Linked DNA regions of Mus musculus: region 1 is linked to region 2. A link is a loop called in an ENCODE intact Hi-C map of the cell type or tissue named here. Cell type or tissue: left cerebral cortex. All regions are shown on one strand. Links, peaks and the distances in the headings refer to the core of each region. The heading gives the core; the rest is flanking DNA.

What was found. Hi-C counts contacts between places; a loop is a spot of excess contacts. Peaks named below come from ENCODE experiments on the same cell type or tissue, not always from the same donor. Only the 100,000 strongest peaks of a DNase experiment are listed, where the experiment ranks them.
Region 1: it touches region 2 in a loop (16-fold over the local background); 17 of 42 quality-filtered maps call a loop at or near these places.

The regions. Positions count from the first base shown.
Region 1 is chr7:90,507,160-90,516,822 of GRCm38, reverse strand. It overlaps a transcript of Dlg2 not described here. Among named protein-coding and RNA genes, the nearest start is that of Tmem126b, 36 kb to the right of the region's middle. In left cerebral cortex, for the core only: CTCF peaks have their summits at 4,335 (motif pointing left) and 8,511 (motif pointing right); DNase peaks (open chromatin) are centred at 4,321 and 8,484.
Region 2 is chr7:91,221,950-91,231,612 of GRCm38, reverse strand. The region is part of intron 1 of Dlg2 (discs large MAGUK scaffold protein 2); the gene reads right to left. Among named protein-coding and RNA genes, the nearest start is that of Gm24552, 16 kb to the left of the region's middle. In left cerebral cortex, for the core only: a CTCF peak has its summit at 4,953 (motif pointing right); a DNase peak (open chromatin) is centred at 4,960; H3K27ac peaks cover 696 bases.

The DNA.
Region 1 (9,663 bases), core at 1,295-9,294, 720 kb after region 2:
TTTCTCTAACACCTTTAACATGAGGAGGTGTTGGATTTTATCAAAAGCTTTTTCAGAGTCTAATGAGATAATCATGTGATTTTTTTTCTTTCAGTTTGTTTATATGATGGATTACTTTGATGGATTTTCATATATTGAACCATCCCTGTATCTCTGATTTTGTTGGATGATGTCTTTTATGTGTTCCTGGATTTGGTTTACAAGCATTTTAATGAGTACTTTTTTATCAATGTTCATAAGAAAAATTGGTCTGACATTTTGGAAATCAATTTGATGTTTTCTCAGAAAACTGGAAATAGTTCTACCTCAAGACCCAGCTATACCACTCCTGGGCATATGCCCAAAAGGTGCTCCAACATCTCATAAAGACACTTGCTCAACTATGTCCACAGTGGCTTTATTCATAATAGCAAGAAACTGAAAACAGCATGGTATTTTATTACTTATAAGTGGATATTAACCATAAAATACAGGTACCATGCTATACTCCACAGACCCAAAGAAGTTAAACAAGAAGGAGGTCCCAAGAAAGGGAGCTTGAATCTCACTTAGAAGAGGTAATAAAATAGTCATAAGAGGCAGATGGAGGGAGGGAACTGGAAGGGAAGTGGTATTGCAGGGAATGGAGAAGTCAAGTTCAGGTGTGGGGAAGGGCCTGAGAGATGGCTAGATAGTCTTGAAAACAAATGGAAATCTGCAATTGACAGGGGTGAGGAGAAGGGTGGCATCTCCAGGACAAGACAGAGACCTGGGATAAGAGAGGTGCCCAAGAATTAATTGAGGTGACCTTAGCTGTGACTCATTACATTGGGGGTATGGAACTTGAAGAGGCTACCTTCTGTATCCAGACAGGAACTCCAGTTGAGCATTAGAGACACCAACCCACCCATAAAACTTTAAACCCAAAATTTATCCTGTCTACAAGAAATGTAAGCATAGGGGAGGGAGCAGAGACTGAGGAAATAGCCAACCAATAACCAGCTCAAATAGAGACCCATCCCATGGGCAATGCTTGCAGACAGGTACAGTGGATAGATACAGATACCCACAGCCAAACTAGATGGAGCTTGGGAACTCTTTTTTTTTTTTTTTTTTTTTTTTTTTTGGCTTTTCGAGACAGGGTTTCTCTGTATAGCCCTGGCTGTCCTGGAACTCACTTTGTAGACCAGGCTGGCCTCGAACTCAGAAATCTGCCTGCCTCTGCCTCTGCCTCCCCAGTGCTGGGATTAAAGGCATGCGCCACCAGGCCCGGCCTGGGCTTGGGAACTCTTATGGAAGAATGGGAGAAAGAATTGTGAGCCCCAAATGGAATAGGAGCTCCACAGGAAGACCAACAGAGTCAACTAACTTGGACCCTTGGGGCTCTCAGAGTCTGAGCCACCAACCAAAGAACATCCACATGCTGGACCTAGACTTCCCTGCACATATATAGCAGGTGTGCAGCTTGGCCTTCATGTTGGTCCCAAACAACTGGAGCAGGGGCGACCCCAAAAGCTGTTGCCTGTACATGGGGATATGTTCTACTAGCTGGGCTGCCTTGTCTGTCCTCAGTGGGAGAGGAAGCAGCTAGCCTCATAGAGACATGAGGTGCTGGGGGAGGAAGTGGAGGGGGAGATACCCAGGGGTCCACACACACTCAGAGGAGGAGAGAAAGGATGAAGGAAGGATTGTGAGAGGAGATGACTTGGGGGGGGGGGCAGTGAGCAGGAAGTAAAGTGAATAAGTAAAAACAATTAAATTGAATTTTAAAAAAGAAAAAAATCAACCTATTCAAAATTATTAAACAACCAAAAATGTTTTTAAAAAACAGTTATAGGCAATTGTGAACCATATGATGTGGGTTCTGAGGATGAAACTCAGATCCTCTAGAGGAACAGGAAGTATGTTGAACATCCCACCAGCCCTCTTTTCAAATGTTTCTGACTACAGAATAATACGATCTTGATCAGTTGAAGAAACTTCTCATGGTTTTGTGTTTCCTCCAATGGGTTCTCATCTGAATACTCATAGCTTCAAAGCATGTCCCATTTAACAGACCATGAACACCATGAAAACAGGCGTCATAGCCTTGTTACCACGTCCCTAGAGCCTGACATAGTGTCTCTTAGGAAGCAGAAGTTGAAATATATTTGTTCAAATAAAAGAAGTTTAATGTGCTTTTTCCATCAGCTTCATTAGAGCCAGCTGAGCCCCTACCTCCAAGAAGCTCATAGACTCCTAAGAGAGAGCACACTCCAGTGAATAATAATACTGTATAGTATGTGATACCCCAAAACTCTTAGCACATTGTACAGGAACAAGAGGTAAAAGTGACTGTGCTTAAGAGGACAGGAACCAAGTGACAAGTGCTCCCTTCCTTACAATAACTGTCTATACTAAGTTATTATCTATATTACACTTATTTATTATATAACTGAATAGAATGTATACTCTGTTGATGGCCTTTATCTATTGTTGCTATGCTTATTTAGACCATCTTAAAGGATTTGCTTCTAAAAATAATCTTTAAAGATTGTTTTTCTACTTGGAAATAGATCTACTTGAAGACCCAGCTATACCACTCCTGGGCATATTCTTAAAATATGACTTACCATGCCACAGGGGCACATGCTCCATTATGTTCATAGCAGAATGTGCTAAGAGTTTTGGGGTAGTCAGAAGCTGGAAACAGCCCAGATGTCCCTCAACAGAAGAAGAGATACAGAAAATGTGGTTTATTTACGCAATGGGATATATTATTCAGCTATTAAGAACAAGGACATCATGAGTTTTGCAGGCAAATGGATGGAACTACAAAATATTAACCTGAGTGAGGTAGCTCAAACCCAAAAGGATGTGCATGGTATGTTCTCACTAATAAGTGGACATTAGTCAAAAAAGTACAGAATACCCAGGATACAATCCACAGAACTCAAGGAGGTTAACAAGTCAAAGGGCCCAAGTGAGGATGTTTCAATACCACTTGGGAGGGAGAAGAAAGCAGAGAGCAAAAAGAGGGAGGGAACTGGGTGGGAGAGGGGAGTGGGAAGGGCAGAAGAAGGGGCGAACATGATAAGATATTGGGGGACGAGGAGTGAAGCCCCGATGGCCAGCAGAATTAATGGAAACATACAACCTTGGGAGGTGGAAGGTGGTGCAACCCTCTGGAATATAGCAGAGATCTAGGAAGTGAGAGATTCTCAAGACTCAAAGATAAAATGCCTAACAATGAGGAGAGGGAATTTATAGAACCAACCTGCAGTAGAAAGACAGAGAATCAAGTGGAGGAATGGGGTTGCCACCCCATAGTCAAAAACTTTGACCCAGAATTGTTCCTGTCTAAAAGAACTGCAAGAACAAAAATGGAGAAGAGACTAAGGGAAAGGAGGTCCAGTGACAGGCCCAAATTGGGACCCATCTCAAGGGAAGGCTCCAAGGTCTGACACTATTACTGATGCTTACAGAAAGGAGCATAGCATGGCTGTCCTCCAAGAGGCCCAATAAGCAGTTGACTGAGACAGATGCAGATACTTACACCCAACCAATGGACTTAAGTCAGTGACCCCTGTGGTTGAATTAGGGAAAGTCTGGAAGAACCTAAGAAGGAGGGCAGCCCCATAGGGAGACCAGCAGTCTCACCTAACCTGGACCCCCGAGATATCTCAGACACTGATATGAAGCCCCCAACACGTATACAGCAGAGGAATGCCTGGTCTGTCCTCAATGAGTGAAGATGTACCTAACCCTTGAGACACTTGAGGTCCCAGGGAGGCCTGGCAGGGTGTAAGAGGGTGTGGGAGTGTAGAGATGTGGAGACATCCTCTTGGAGAAGAGAGAGGAGGAATGGGATGGGGAACTGTCAGAGGGTGGAATGGGAGGGGGATAATAACTGGACTGTAAAAAAAATGATTAAAGATAATAATAAAAAATATTGTCTTTCTGTTTAGTATACATATATGTATATGTACATATGGATATATATATATATATATATATATATATATATATATATATATACTCCCTGAAAATATTTCAGCAGCCAAATGATTCATGGGTATAATATTAATAAAATGAGTATACTATCTATAGAAAACCCAAATAGGAAAAAACTTATAGTATTCTTTCTCCCAACTGCCACATACTGACGGTGGAGACCAGCTTCAAGTTTTCTTCCACTACATACCAAAAAGAAATCACCAGATTCTGTCATGCTTCCAAAAAACACTGGGTTAGACTCTCTTTAAGATAAGTCTCATATACCATCAGAGTAATTTTTCCCCTGTTTCAGCTATAGAACAAATCCAAGCAGCAACCACTTTATGAGCAGCCCAAGCACATAACTTTAGTTAAATGGTGCCATCTGGTGACATAAATCTTGCAGTAATACACAAAAGTCCTGAACCAAGAATGGCATTGAAACCTCTTGATAGTAATTGATCCAAAGCATCAAACAGGAGATGTTCTATCTTTCCAGGCATGAGACACTCAATGACTCTCACCCAGATGATAGCTATTTAACAAAGGTGATTAAAACAATTGTCTGAGCCATGTTTGATGCTTCACACTCTATTCTCTACTGTAAAGATCTGGATCCAGTGAGACTCCCTACCCAGCATACAAAGGGCATTTTTAAAGGTGTAAATATCAAAATCCATCTTCAGTCATACCCACTTTCTAAAGTGCCATTAATTGTCATAGAATTTCTATAATTTTCAGCATTTCGAGGGCCACTTCCTAAAGAAATTTGCACATTTAAAGTTAAGCCTCTTTCTCACCCATCGAAGCCTCCATTCTTCTTGTGTATCACTTCCAGGAACTATAAATATAAATTGTTTATAAAAATTTCATTTAGATCGAGAATTGACAAATGGGACCTAATGAAACTCCAAAGTTTCTGCAAGGCAAAAGACACCGTCAATAAGACAAAAAGACCACCAACAGATTGGGAAAGGATCTTTACCTATCCTAAATCAGATAGGGGACTAATATCCAACATATATAAAGAACTCAAGAAGGTGGACTTCAGAAAATCAAATAACCCCATTAAAAAATGGGGCTCAGAACTGAACAAAGAATTCTCACCTGAGGAATACCGAATGGCAGAGAAGCACTTGAAACAATGTTCAACATCTTTAATCATCAGGGAAATGCAAATCAAAACAACCCTGAGATTCCACCTCACACCAGTCAGAATGGCTAAGATCAAAAATTCAGGTGACAGCAGATGCTGGCGTGGATGTGGAGAAAGAGGAACACTCCTCCATTGTTGGTGGGAGTGCAGGCTTGTACAACCACTCTGGAAATCAGTCTGGCGGTTCCTCAGAAAACTGGACATAGTATTACCGGAGGATCCAGCAATACCTCTCCTGGGCATATATCCAGAAGATGCCCCAACAGGTAAGAAGGACACATGCTCCACTATGTTCATAGCAGCCTTATTTATAATAGCCAGAAGCTGGAAAGAACCTAGATGCCCCTCAACAGAGGAATGGATACAGAAAATGTGGTACATCTACACAATGGAGTACTACTCAGCTATTAAAAAGAATGAATTTATGAAATTCCTAGCCAAATGGATGGACCTGGAGGGCATCATCCTGAGTGAGGTAACACATTCACAAAGAAACTCACACAATATGTATTCACTGATAAGTGGATATTAGCCCCAAACCTAGGATACACAAGATATAAGATATAATTTGCTAAACACATGAAACTCAAGAAGAATGAAGACTGAAGTGTGGACACTATGCCCCTCCTTAGATTTGGGAACAAAACACCCATGGAAGGAGTTACAGAGACAAAGTTTGGAGCTGAGATGAAAGGATGGACCATGTAGAGACTGCCATATCCAGGGATCCACCCCATAATCAGCATCCAAACGCTGACACCATTGCATACACTAGCAAGATTTTATTGAAAGGACCCAGATGTAGCTGTCTCTTGTGAGACTATGCCGGGGCCTAGCAAACACAGAAGTGGATGCTCACAGTCAGCTAATGGATGGATCATAGGGCTCCCAATGGAGGAGCTAGAGAAAGTAGCCAAGGAGCTAAAGGGATCTGCAACCCTATAGGTGGAACAACATTATGAACTAACCAGTACCCCGGAGCTCTTGACTCTAGCTGCATATATATCAAAAGATGGCCTAGTCGGCCATCACTGGAAAGAGAGGCCCATTGGACTTGCAAACTTTATATGCCCCAGTACAGGGGAACACCAGGGCCAAAAGGGGGGAGTGGGTGGGCAGGGGAGTGGGGGTGGGTGGATATGGGGGACTTTTGGTATAGCATTGGAAATGTAAATGAGTTAAATACCTAATAAAAAATGGAAAAAAAATTTCATTTAATTCTTGTCTCTAAAGCATGTATAAGAGAAGCTTGCACAGTGTCCCAGTAATGTCTTATAAATGGATTATTGAATGGATGAGAAAAATACCCTTCTCTGGCCTCTCCTCTAGAGCCAGTCCTATCAGAGACAAGAGCTGGGTTTAACAAAGTATCCCTTTCCAGCATCACTCTAGAGTCACTCAGGCTTCTCTGAACTCCTGTAGCACTTTGTTTCAACCCCTAGAGTCTAATTATCAATTACATACTGACGACATTTGTACATATGTATTAATACTACTTTGACTTTAGGGGCCAGTTTTCCCCTAAGGTCCTCAATTTGGACTTCGTACATGTCTATGTAACTAAGTGAAACTTCATAAATACATTGTGAACTATTATTACTCAGATTGTTATAACTTAAATATCCCTAATTGATTTATTTAAATGAGTAAAAAAGCAAAGAGCCACCATAGGCTTTAGCATCCAAGAATATAGCATTCCCTGTGCTAACCAATAAATACTTAATGGAGAGGCAAGAGAGGTGACTTAGCACTCGCCATGGAGCCTCACACCCTGAGTTTGATTCCAAGGATCTGCAAGGCAGAAAGCGAGAGCCAGTTCTCACATTTATTCTCTGACCTCCACGTACTTGCTATGGCACATGTGCCAGTGCACACATGCACATGCACATACACATACATGCACACACACAAATAAGTATAATGAAAATTTCAAGACTTATTTGAAAATCCATAATATGCAGTTTTGTTCCACTGGAGCACATGCAAGTATTGCCCAGTGAGTGCACCTTTTGCATATGACCTAACAGAAGAATCTCCAGGTAACTTTGCTTTTCTCTATTCACAGCAACACAGGTAGAAACCATCATTTAATATCTAAAGGCAGGATCATGTAAATATTTCAGAATGCTATTTATTTTAAAGAGAAACTTGATTCCATAATATCTGTAAATTTATGGATTCTCAATAGACTTAAGAATGTTAAAAGTTCACTCATCTTGTTAAAGAACTAAACCAAATGTTTACAATATGCAAGAAAAAAGAAATACCATTCTCTTCCAAGTTCATGGGTAACATTCAAACACCATGTTAATTTCTCTGAAAGGCCATACTTCTAAGCACCTAGATCACACTTTTGGCATGCCTCAAAATCATCCAAAAGCATTATTAAGACACTATTTGCTGAGCCCTAATTCTGAGTCTGTGATTTAGTAGTTTTTGAGGTGAGACACAAAGCTACACCCGTTGATGTGTGATTGGTGCTGCTGACACAAAAGCCAGTGTGAGGACTTGCTCTGAAAGATTAGAGTGGAGCTAATCTAAAGTCATATAATTGTACAACACTTGTACCATTCACTGTAATCTTATAAAATGTCTTGATTTCTTGATGGTCAGATGACAAAAATACACATAATTCATAGTTACAGCCATAATATGTTTAAGTAGGTCTTACTTTGAAATAATATTACATAAGAGTTAGTATAATGCAGTGCTCAGAAGATAGCAGCACAGGCTAAAAGAATTCAAATCCCAAGAACCCACATAAAATTCCTGCACGGCTATGAGGGTATGCAACCCCAAAGGGTAGATAGAGATAGGGTTTCTGGGTTTGCCACCTGACAACATAGTTCCAAGTTCAGTGAGAGACCCCACCTCAAGAAAATAAGCAGGATTATACATCATAACATCCAATATCTTCCTCTGGCTTCTCCATGTGCACACACATGAATACACACCACACCACACACACACACACACACACACACACACACAAAGAATTGATATAATGTGATTATACAGATTTCTAAATTCAAACAAACACATGGTAAAAACTCTCATACATTTTTATTTCTAGCCATAACACCATTATAAATTATTAAGCAACTATATAACATCTCTGTTTCCTACTTCATCTTCATTTGCTCATAAAAGGAAACATTGTCTCATACAGTTCAGTACTTTTTATTTTGCCTAGAAAAACTCTCTAGCTCATAACAAATATTTTTAAATGATTGTTTACTATTATGAATCAAAGTTATTAAACACTTATTAATAATATTAAAGATTCACACTATGAATTGTATTCACACTCTGGAAAGTGCCGACAGTGTAACAACTACAAACTGTGATAATCTATTGGATAATTTTTTTTTTCTGAGCAGACCACAAGATGTCACCATAACATCTAGAAATGTAGCTTTTAGCATGTTGAAAGTAAACTGATTTTCTATTTTTCAAAACTTAACATTTTTTTATTATACTGAAGCTATAACACTGGAGCATTCATTAGTTAGTATATTTATCCTTTAAACATAATGGACGTATTCTCGATTGTTTTATTAATTTCCCTTTGTAGATATTTTAACAATAGTCACCAGCATACTCAAGCAAAGAACATATCTTTGCAACTGCACTGTGCTTGTGAATGGGCAGTACAGGCTACTGTGCTTCTGCTAAGCATAGCAAATAAATACATAGACAAGTAAAATAAAACATACTGTCTTGGATGAAGTTGTTTATCTTTTGCTACTCATTTTTCTCTCAAAATTTTAAGAAAGTAGAGAATTATCTATATAAATGCAAAAATGGATATATTTACATATGTCATATGTAAATACGTCATGTTCTTTATATGTTTGGAAAAAATATATTGTTAGCTTTCAAAGTACTTTATTCCAGTGTGAGCTTCTGGTGAATGAGAACTCAAAGCAAATCACAAAGGAACTGGAGAGGCAAGGAAGAAAGGCCACCAGGCAATTCACCATGCTCCAGGCTTGCCCCGCTGTTTACCACAAGCTAAACTATCTTACCATTGCTTTTTTATATTCCTTTACTTTCTTTATTCAAAAATATTCTAAAATGTATATTACCCTTATAAACTGATAAAATTACAGTTTAAAATTTTAAAAAGCATTACTGTTGTCTCAGGGAGAACATTTTAAGCAAATGATGAAAGACTACCAAAAAATACTTATATCTAAAGTGATGTTCCTCGTGTATTTATGAAGGGCTTGGTTTCCTGGTCACGTGGAAATATTGCAGCAAAGACCTCAGAATAGCATTTCACTCCATCATCCATTTGTGTTGGCTTTTGGCATTATGAGTCCTGTTTATGAAATTAGCTAGGTATTCATGGTATTATTTCAATGCCTTGGCTATATGAATATTAGACCAATGGTTAAAGCCACAACCTTTCATTATTTGTAACAAAGAGAGGTACAGGGAGGGAGGAGAAATCAAGTTATAGACAATAAAAAATATCTTATTTATCAATGGCTGTCTGTCTAAGCTTTTAGAAAGATGAGAATCTTCCTCAGGACACATGTGGAGACCTT
Region 2 (9,663 bases), core at 1,033-9,032:
AACAATGTGTACTGAGTCCATAAAAGAGCTCAAAGAGGGCACTACAAAGGTGAATATATCTGTCCACGCAGTGTCAGAGAATGAGCCCTTCTTTCTCAAACATACAAGGTGCTTTGAACCTTCCTATCCCTTATTATGCAATTCCTTAAAATATAATTGAAACTGGATTTGCATTAAGTACCTGACATTCCTATATGAGCAACAAAATCCACTTCTGAGTTTTTGGAGACTCGGTGGTGTCTCAAAGACTTTAATTTATGCTTGAAAGTATTGACTCATGAGTGTTGAATTGACTTTCTCTTCCTAATCTGTATCTAACTCCTTACTACAAACATCTGTCTTTTCTTGCATTAGTATATTAATGCAGAGGGGAAATCTACCAACATTACAGCATTTCCATTTGAGTAGGTCTTGTAAAATCACTTGCCCTGTAGACTACATTTCCAGAGCACAATTTAATCAGTGCATTTTAGAATGCCTCAGACATGTCCTTTCACACAGGAACTATAAAGTCCACCGAAAAACATACCAAACAAACTGTGTTTCTGTAAGTTTCAAGAGGAAAATATCATATATTTGAACAAAAAGATGTGTATTGGTATGTGTGTACAAGTCTTCAAGTAATCAGAAATGTGTAAAATATATTTTACTATACTTGGCTAATTTTTAGCTACTTAGACACTTGATTTTATATCCTTTTACCAAAAAACAACTGAAAAGAAAGTAAAAGAGAAAGAAACACAAATAACTCACATAAGATGTTTAGTCTCGTAGGTCAATCAATGCTGATGCAAGGCATCAGCAGTCAAGAGAGTTTCCTTTGGAAAATAAATTTGTCATGTTCGGCGCTTGTTCTATCAGTAAAATAAGTTTATTCTATTCTATTGAGTATCACTTTTTTTTCATTATGCATTTTATCCTGAGCCTTCAAAGCCAGATAATTATATGCACTCATAAAGTAACCTGGACACATTTTAAAGGACATTAATGAGTATTTTCATATGACCATCAGCACCCTTCAGCATACACTAAATGAGGTGCAGTATTCCCTCTACAGGGGCCTTGAACATCACACCCAAGCCATTGCTGACACATGTATCATAGACTGGAAGAATGCTGTGAAGATGACCAGTACTTGTAGAACAACATTCATCTCATAAAGCAGCAGCAGCGCCTTAACCTTTAAAGATGAAAAGCAACATTATACAATGATGGAATTAATGTTATTTTCCTATTCTGGCTTTTTTTTTTTCATCCAGATTAGACTAGAGAAAGTTGAAACACACCACATATTAGTTTTCACCTTCCTTCCTATCACAGTAGTGATTTTACGTTTATTTGAATTTCCCATGAGTATCATGATCACTTCTGTTTCTCTTCTCCATCATCATATGTCAATAACTCAGTCAGGTGCAATAGTCAAAATAGTTAGCAACTGATTTGGTACAGACATTAATCAACTAGAATGAATGTTCCTTGAATAAAACAAACTGGATTTTTTTGTGTTGTGTTCTATGTACCTGACATAGAATGAAGAACAAAGTAAGCCATTTGCAAATGACTGCCAAATAAACTGATGGATGGACAAATTAACTAACTTGCCAGACAAAGCTGCCTTCCATCCCATTTTAAATTAGTCAAAAATTCTATAGTTTAATTTTATTCAATCAATCACTTTTTTGAATCCCTGTATTATAGGCATTTATAAAAAATGTTTAGCTTAAGTTTTGAGTAAGGGAAAGAGGAAGAGTAGGAAGCTCAAGAAAAATAATCTATATCTTTATGACACTTACAATATAGTGTAAAAAGAAAAAAGATACCTTCAATAATACTAATATAACAGTGCAAAAGGAAACTAATTTTCAAGGCAATTGATATTCAAAGTAGACCTATTGAATTCTGGAAGCCAAGGACATCACCACATAAAATAAAGGCTTTGAAAGTTAAACGATCTGGATTTGAATCTCAGCTCCAGCATGATGTTGGTGAGGCAGCCATAGTAAAATTATTAAATCATTCTTCACAATCATTTTACTCTTAAAATAATTGTGAAATCTTATGTGAATTATAAATATAATGATTTAGCTATTACACATTTTGCATAGTAGATATTTTTGCAGATTATTCTTTATCAGGCATGAAACCTCAATGTATATTAAGTTGGAAGATAGAATTTGTCTATTATTCAAGGGGAAGTGAAATTATTGTCATTAAAATTCAAATTAGACACAGAAACTACAATAGGTGTTAAAACAGAGCCATTAATATGAATTATCCTGTGACATGCTGCTTTGTCTTACACCATGGCATTGCATATAGTCAAACCTCTAACTTTTCTAGAGCCATAAATGTGAATTATCCTGTGACATACTGCTTTGTCTTAGAGCATGGCATCCCATATAGTCAAACCTCTAACTTTTCCAGAGCCATGAATGTGAATTATTCTGTAACATACTGCTTTGTCTTAGAACATGGCATCCCATATAGTCAAACCTCTAATTTTCCTCATCTGGACAGTGGAATTACTCCAAGTATAATATATTATTGTGTAAAATTAAATTTTAAAAAAAGTGATTGTCACATTGTACATGTTTCAAACATGGAGAACTTCAAAGCATTCTGAGTGAAAGTTGATAAAATCACTTCCCATTTGAAAACTGAACTCTGAATTAATGAAATCCTTGCTTTCTCTAGACTCGTTATCAAATTCTTTTTCAATGAAACTATACTATAGAATGATTGACATCATTAGGAAACTGGAAAGGAAGAACAACCTATCAGACTCCATGTATACAAAATTCCAGACTCCCAATGTCTGAAAACGGTGAGTATCCGCACCAGAACTCTTTCCGAAGTTGACTGCTATGACCATGAATTCTGCTCCCTTACACCTTTCCCAAACTGGTTTTTCTAGGACAGGAATGTACTGTCAGGAGCAATTCAGCACACGGCATGCTTGCTTCTGAATAAGGAAAGGATGCTAAGATAATAATGTAAGCAAGATATTGGGAATAATTTTGAATCTTAAATCCTGCCACTTTTCAAAAAAAAAAGTATCTTGAAGCAATCTTGTGCATCTAGAAATTGGAAATATAAATACTTTACATGCTAATTATTTCCAGTGCACACACACAGAAACTGAGCTCTGAAACCAACCTCCTTCTAACTCGAGATGTTTCTATTACCCATTTCTGGCTTTTATGGAGTGAGCTGTCATATTATTTTATACCTTACAACTTGCTTGCTGTATTTATTTTTATTTCATTTTTTAAAACTTGTCCTGTAGTACTTTATTTTTAAAAAGAGATTTATTATTTAATCTATATATTGGAGTACACTGTTGCTGTCTTCAGACACACTAGAGTGGGTATTGGTTCCCATTACAGATGGTTGTGAGCCACCATGTGGTTGCTGGGAATTGAACCACCGACCTCTAGAAGAGTGGTCAGTGCTCTTAACCTCTAATCCATCTCTTCAACCCCTTGTTTTTATTTTTAATGTATTTAAAAATACTGAAATATCATCACGAGATATTCAATTCTACTCAACCCATTAAATATCAAGGTAATGGCAAAGTTCATTTTTCAGAAATGTGCCTGATTAGTTATTATACAATGGCATCCCAGAGTTAAAAAAATTAAGCTTTTAAGATGGTGTAACTTTTATGATATTAGAGGGTTTAAAAATACAAACAACGATTTCACCTCCTCACAAGGCTATATAGTTAGTTATAGGAACATTTTGCATAATAAAAATATTAAATGTTATCTTGGAATATGCATGTCATGTAACAAAGTAATGAACAGTTACTGTTTTATAAGGCAATAAAAAGAACTCAGAGTTTACAGCTAGAATACATTTATAAACTTGAGGGCCAAACTTTAAGTACTGGAAGTTTTGAAAACAATTTTCCAAAGAATTATTATGAGTATGCATGAAAAGTGTTACATTCTATTTGTCTGAGCCTCTTTCCATTTGGCTCATGCAACTTTGATATGTGATAGCTGACTGCCTTTCATCTTTTCAGTGATTGGCAATCATAATTTAAAGCTCTTGAGGCTACTGCTTTGAAACATTTTACTAGCCCTTCTATTTATTAAGTCATGCTCTACAAAGTATAAAAGTATATGGTTTTTGACAAACTTTTAACTTCACATAATCATTGGAACCATCAGTGAAGATACAGAACATGTCCTTTACACCAGAAGTTTCCTTCTAACTGTGGCTCGTTACCTCGTTTGATGCTTGCACAGCTGATAATCATTGAGCTTGCTGCAATTTTCAGAGTTTCTTGCTTACAGAATGTCCTATGAGTGAAATTACATACTATGTAGTCTGGTTTCTTTCAGCTAATTCACTTGAGAGTCATCTATGTTATTATGTATATCAATAACTCATTTGTTTAGAATGGAAGAAAGTATTCCAGTGGGTAGATGGACAACTGTTTATTCATTAACCACTGGGTGGACATTTGCTATCCATTCAGCTATGGATTATATAGACAAACCTTCAATAGACCTTTGTGTGCAGATGTTGCATAAAATAACTTTGCAAACTACTGATCTGTCTTCCAGAGTGATTAAGCTATTCTGTATCCCAATTGCAATATGTGTAAATCATCTTCATCATCTTTACCAATATTTGGTATTGGCTCTCCTTCTTTTTGTTTTTCTCATCCTCCTCCTCCTGACCTTTTCCTTGAGTCATTCTAAAAGTCTCTAGTTGCATCTCATAAGGTTTTAATATATTTTACCTTTTTATACAGAGAATTAAAACTTTGTGATGTTCCCCTGTATGTCTGATGATTTATTATTCAGCGTTAAATGGCTTCACTTTTGTGAAATGTATGAATATGTCTAGTAAATTCCTCCTTCTATACTCAGTGATGAGTAACATCACTGTTCTCATCTCAATGAATTTTGTGCTCAGCATCCTTAACGCCATTACAAATTTTGTCCACTAGATGGCAGCTGCTCGATTGTTTAGAGCTGCCAGGTAGCTAAAGCTAAGGAAGTCGTTGTATAACAAAAGGATAGTCAGTCCGTGAATTGTGAAATGCTTTCTACCTTGATCAGAAGAGAAGGAAAAGGGATTAAAAAAAAAAGGCACTACCACTTTACTGAGTGCCAAATTGGAGCTCATCTTAGCCCAATGTGTGCAATTTTAAAGTAATTTCAATTTAAATTTGGAGTTACCAAATATGGATCAAGTACACCATATAAAAATACAAATCCCAGTGTCTTTTGAATGTAAGTCAGTGACATCTGGTCAGCAAATACCTTGTTGCAGGCAAAATCAGAAATATGATCTATTTTCTATACAATGTACAATTTAAAGAAAATCCTTGGAAATATAAATGTTTTTAAGTTTTGAAATACTAAACCTATATATTTTCTGTATAACTGGAGACAAGTTCAGATATTGGCTGTGGTTTGTTTATTTTTCCTTGTTACTTTAGTGCCATATAAAGACCCTCTCTAAACGGGATTTCATTAATTAATACAATATTTATGAAATTGTATTTTTTTCTCAAGCTTTAAGTTAGATATCCTAAGTGTCAGGAAGCCTAAAATCTAATTATATAGGTTAAAATATAAATGATAATAACTATTATTGCACTTTAAATGCCAAGAGGTATTCTCATACATGAGCATATTACCTACGAATTACTGGTATAATCTAAAGACATACTATAGTGCCTATATTACAGAGGTGATAAGTGATACTTTACCAAATGGGCCACTATAATTCACACAAAATACAGTTCATAGACCTAGTGTACAATTGATGTTACCTGAGTGCAATCTTTGTTACCACATGACATGAAAGAAAACGAAATATTTCCATACCATTAGGGGTGGAAAATTTTCAAAAGTTAATGTCCTCCACACTTGCCCATACAACTCCTATGATGAATATAGAGCAAGATGTACCAGAAGAGATATCTAAGACGGCAGCTGGGTGGGTGACAGAGTCAGGAAGCAGGAGACATACTTGCAAGAATGATGATACTAAAGGTGTTTTAAAAAGTTATACTGAAGCCTACTAATTGGGAAGTTTCCTGATTGAAATATTTATATAGTATTTAAATGGAATTGCCATTTAAAGGGATGATAATGTCCCCACAAGATATCACTAGCAATAAAATGTCAAGTGACAGGAATGGATTACTTCTTTGGACTTACAGGCCAGTGGATTTCATAGACCATCTCTCTCTCTCTCTCTCTCTCTCTCTCTCTCTCTCTCTCATACATATACACACAGAGAAGGAGACAGAGAGGAGAGAGGCGGAGGGTTATAGGCTATTGCTCTTCGTTACCTTCCAGAACTTAAGGGTAAGAACTATAGCTAAAGATATTACATTCATGTGTCATAGAACAAGGAGAAATCAAGCTGGTATGAACCTGGAAGGTTCATCTCTCCAGGCTAGATTTCATCCTGCTGGGAGATAGAATGCATATAACCAAAGGGAAAAAGTAATCACCAATCTTATCAAGCTATGAACTCTGAAAGCTACAAAAACTACTACCAAGCAAGATATGCCCAGGGCTTCAATAATGGCATATATGCCATGGGAAAACCCACCTCTTTCTGATTGGACTTAAGACCTGCTCCACAAGGTGAAAATCATACCTTTCACTGCAATTAGGGCCAAGAACTTGTGGCTAAATGAGTCATAAATTCTAGCGGGCAGCTTACTGGTATTATTTTGTTAAATAGGCATAGTGCTAAACTAACTCCTAACCAATTATTGTTATACTCATAGATTAACGCAGCCATCTCTCAACCACTATCAGAGAAGTTTCTTTTTTATAGTAGATGACAATTAACACAGAAATCCACCACTAATCAAGTTGTAGAGAATAAGTTTCTTTGAAATACTCAACTCTAAATGAGATATCTTTATTGTACCTCTTCCTTCCTGGGCTCAAGTATCATCATGGAAGAGAGATCGGGAAAAACTGTAAGTGCCAAAGATAGTAGATGACTTCTAAGAAACGGTATTTTAACAATACAACATTTGTTCATATGAATTCGATAGTGGGTGTGACAACATGCACAAGACTTTAGTAACACCAAGCCAGACAAAATTTAAGCATGTAAATGGGAAGTAGACATAAAGTCTACCCCTAGCTAAGAAATCAGTGACAATTTATAACTGGCAGGAGAGTCAGCTTTCTTTAAGGTTGTTATCATTGGTGAGATATGTTCTAGTAGGTGGCCACATATCTACAACTGTATAGGCCACACAAATTGCAATCAGTGGGCTAACAAAGGGAAAAGGGGAGACATTTGTGTGGGTAGAAAAGGGCACAGATCTGAGAGGAGATGGAAGAAGAGGTTGGATAACATTAAAATGTAATGGATGACATTCTCAAAGAAATATTAAAGTGAAGAAAAAAAGCACCTCATCTTCATGGTCTATGTATGTCAAAATAATATTCTGTAATATTATCATCAGTTATAATCCTTATCTGTTGGTACTACAATGATATTCTGCAGCCAACAAAAAGAATAAATGCATAAATATCCATGAAGACTCACAAACACATATGGTTCATTATCATGTTGGCGTTGCCACACAGACGTGGGGCCCCTTCCTCCCCTTTAAACTCTGTCTAGATTAGGAGAGCGAAGAGGGAAAGAAACAAATCAACATTTTCCCAAATCATATTATTTAAATTCTTACAAGTTCTTCGGTGTCATTTATGGATTCAAAGAAGACCTCGATGCTACTCTTTCTTGCTACCTCAACTCCCCTTTACATTTAGCCCAAAACTTCTCAGTCATAATATAACTGACCTTAAATTAAAGACTTTTGATTCCTACTCCAAAAGTTCACCTTGATATACATTCAGGATATAAAACAGTTATGTTTATCTGTATGCTTCCCCTCTATAATTATGATTTAATTCACTAAGCATGCATTAAGCCTCCACTGCATGCAATCTGCTTAGGTATAATCTATTGCCGGGGAACAGGGAGCAAATGGTATTTTCTAACATAGACTCCTAATTTGTCTGCTTTGTGGAGACCTTTAGCAACATATATCTTAAATATTTTGCAGTACAGGGAATAAAGTGTCAATGATTGTGGACCCAGAAGGACTGTTTATAACTGAAATTTGTTTATAACTGAAATTTATAACCCATAAAGTGTAGGCTATACACACCTCTTTATTAGTTTCTCGATGTTTGTCCCTATCCCTTCTAACTTGGTTCTTAAAATTCTTTATATAAGGGTTGGTGAGTTGGTTCAGCAAATAAAACACTTGTACTTCAAACCTGAAGATGAAAACATACATAACAGTGGAAGATGAAACCGATGCTACAAAATTGTCTTCTGATCTTCACATACAACATTCAAATATCTACTCACAGGGGAAGAGAAGCAAAATGAGAGGGAGGACACAGAGACAGAGATGGAGACAGAGACGGAGACAGAGACAGAGACAGAGACAAAGACACAATCAAAGACAGGAATAGAAACACCCAGATGCAGACACAGACAGAAAAATATTGAAAAAATAAGGTAAAAGAAGATTATTTGTCTTTTAGTCACCCTTAGCTGGTATTGTTCTTGCTGTTTGTCTAGTAGTTCTTATAAAATGAATTTTTTCTGGAGCCAGGCTCAATTCAAGAAAGACCCCTTCATGAGTTCCAGGATGTACCTGTATCAGAAACTACTTACTATGTGGTCCATCTTCCTTTGATAAAGCTTCCTCTGCTGACCACTTTTTCCAGATTTACTTATTGATGACAATGATATTTTATCACCCTTCCTAATTTGTTAAGTAGGTAACTGCTCTAAGGATAAATTTCTTTTCAACTATTTAATTACTTTAAATTTTAATTCGTATCAAACGGGATAATTATTTAATTCCTTCCCTCTGTATATCAGTTTCCAAAATAATAAGGAGGTGTTGCAGGATTTTCCCTGTCCAATTACATTAGGGCATCGGGAGGCCTGTGATTAGACAGGAAAAGGGAGACAGTCCTTAAGTTGCAGAGACGGAGAGCATAGCAGAGGAGATAGAGGAAGGAGAATGGAGGTGGACCAGCATGGCTTGAACCAGCCACAGGTAGTTATGATATCATAAGGTTAGAATAATTGGGATGAAATTTTCATCATTATCCACTGGCTCTGAAATTATAGTATTGGCATCTTATAAATTGTGATTTTATTGATACATAAATCTGACTGGTTAACCATAATTATAAGCTTTAAGAGTTCTGATTCGACCAAGTTATTGGGTGTTGTGATGGCTGACCCATGGGGTGGGCAGTCATTGCATGGCAGTGAGAGGAATTTGGAGGCTCCAGCCCACCAGAGAGTTGGTGGGCAGAGAGACCACGGAGTTGAGATCACCTGGCTGGAGCCCTGTGTCTTTCTGCTGTCAGCATTAGTACAAGAACATGGTGGGTTCATTTTTTAATATTTCCCGCAACAAGAAGGTTCCCCAGCATTCTCCTAAACTGAGAATAAGGGGAATCTTAAATACTATTGTTACATTAACAAATTTAAACCTATCTGGTATGTTTTAATCCACTCATTATTATATTTTCAACATGGACATTGGCTTATTTGGTCAGCGGTAATCAACTGTCTTTTGAGACCTTTCATCATGCCGCTATGAATTTGAGTTTTGAGAGAAAATAATGT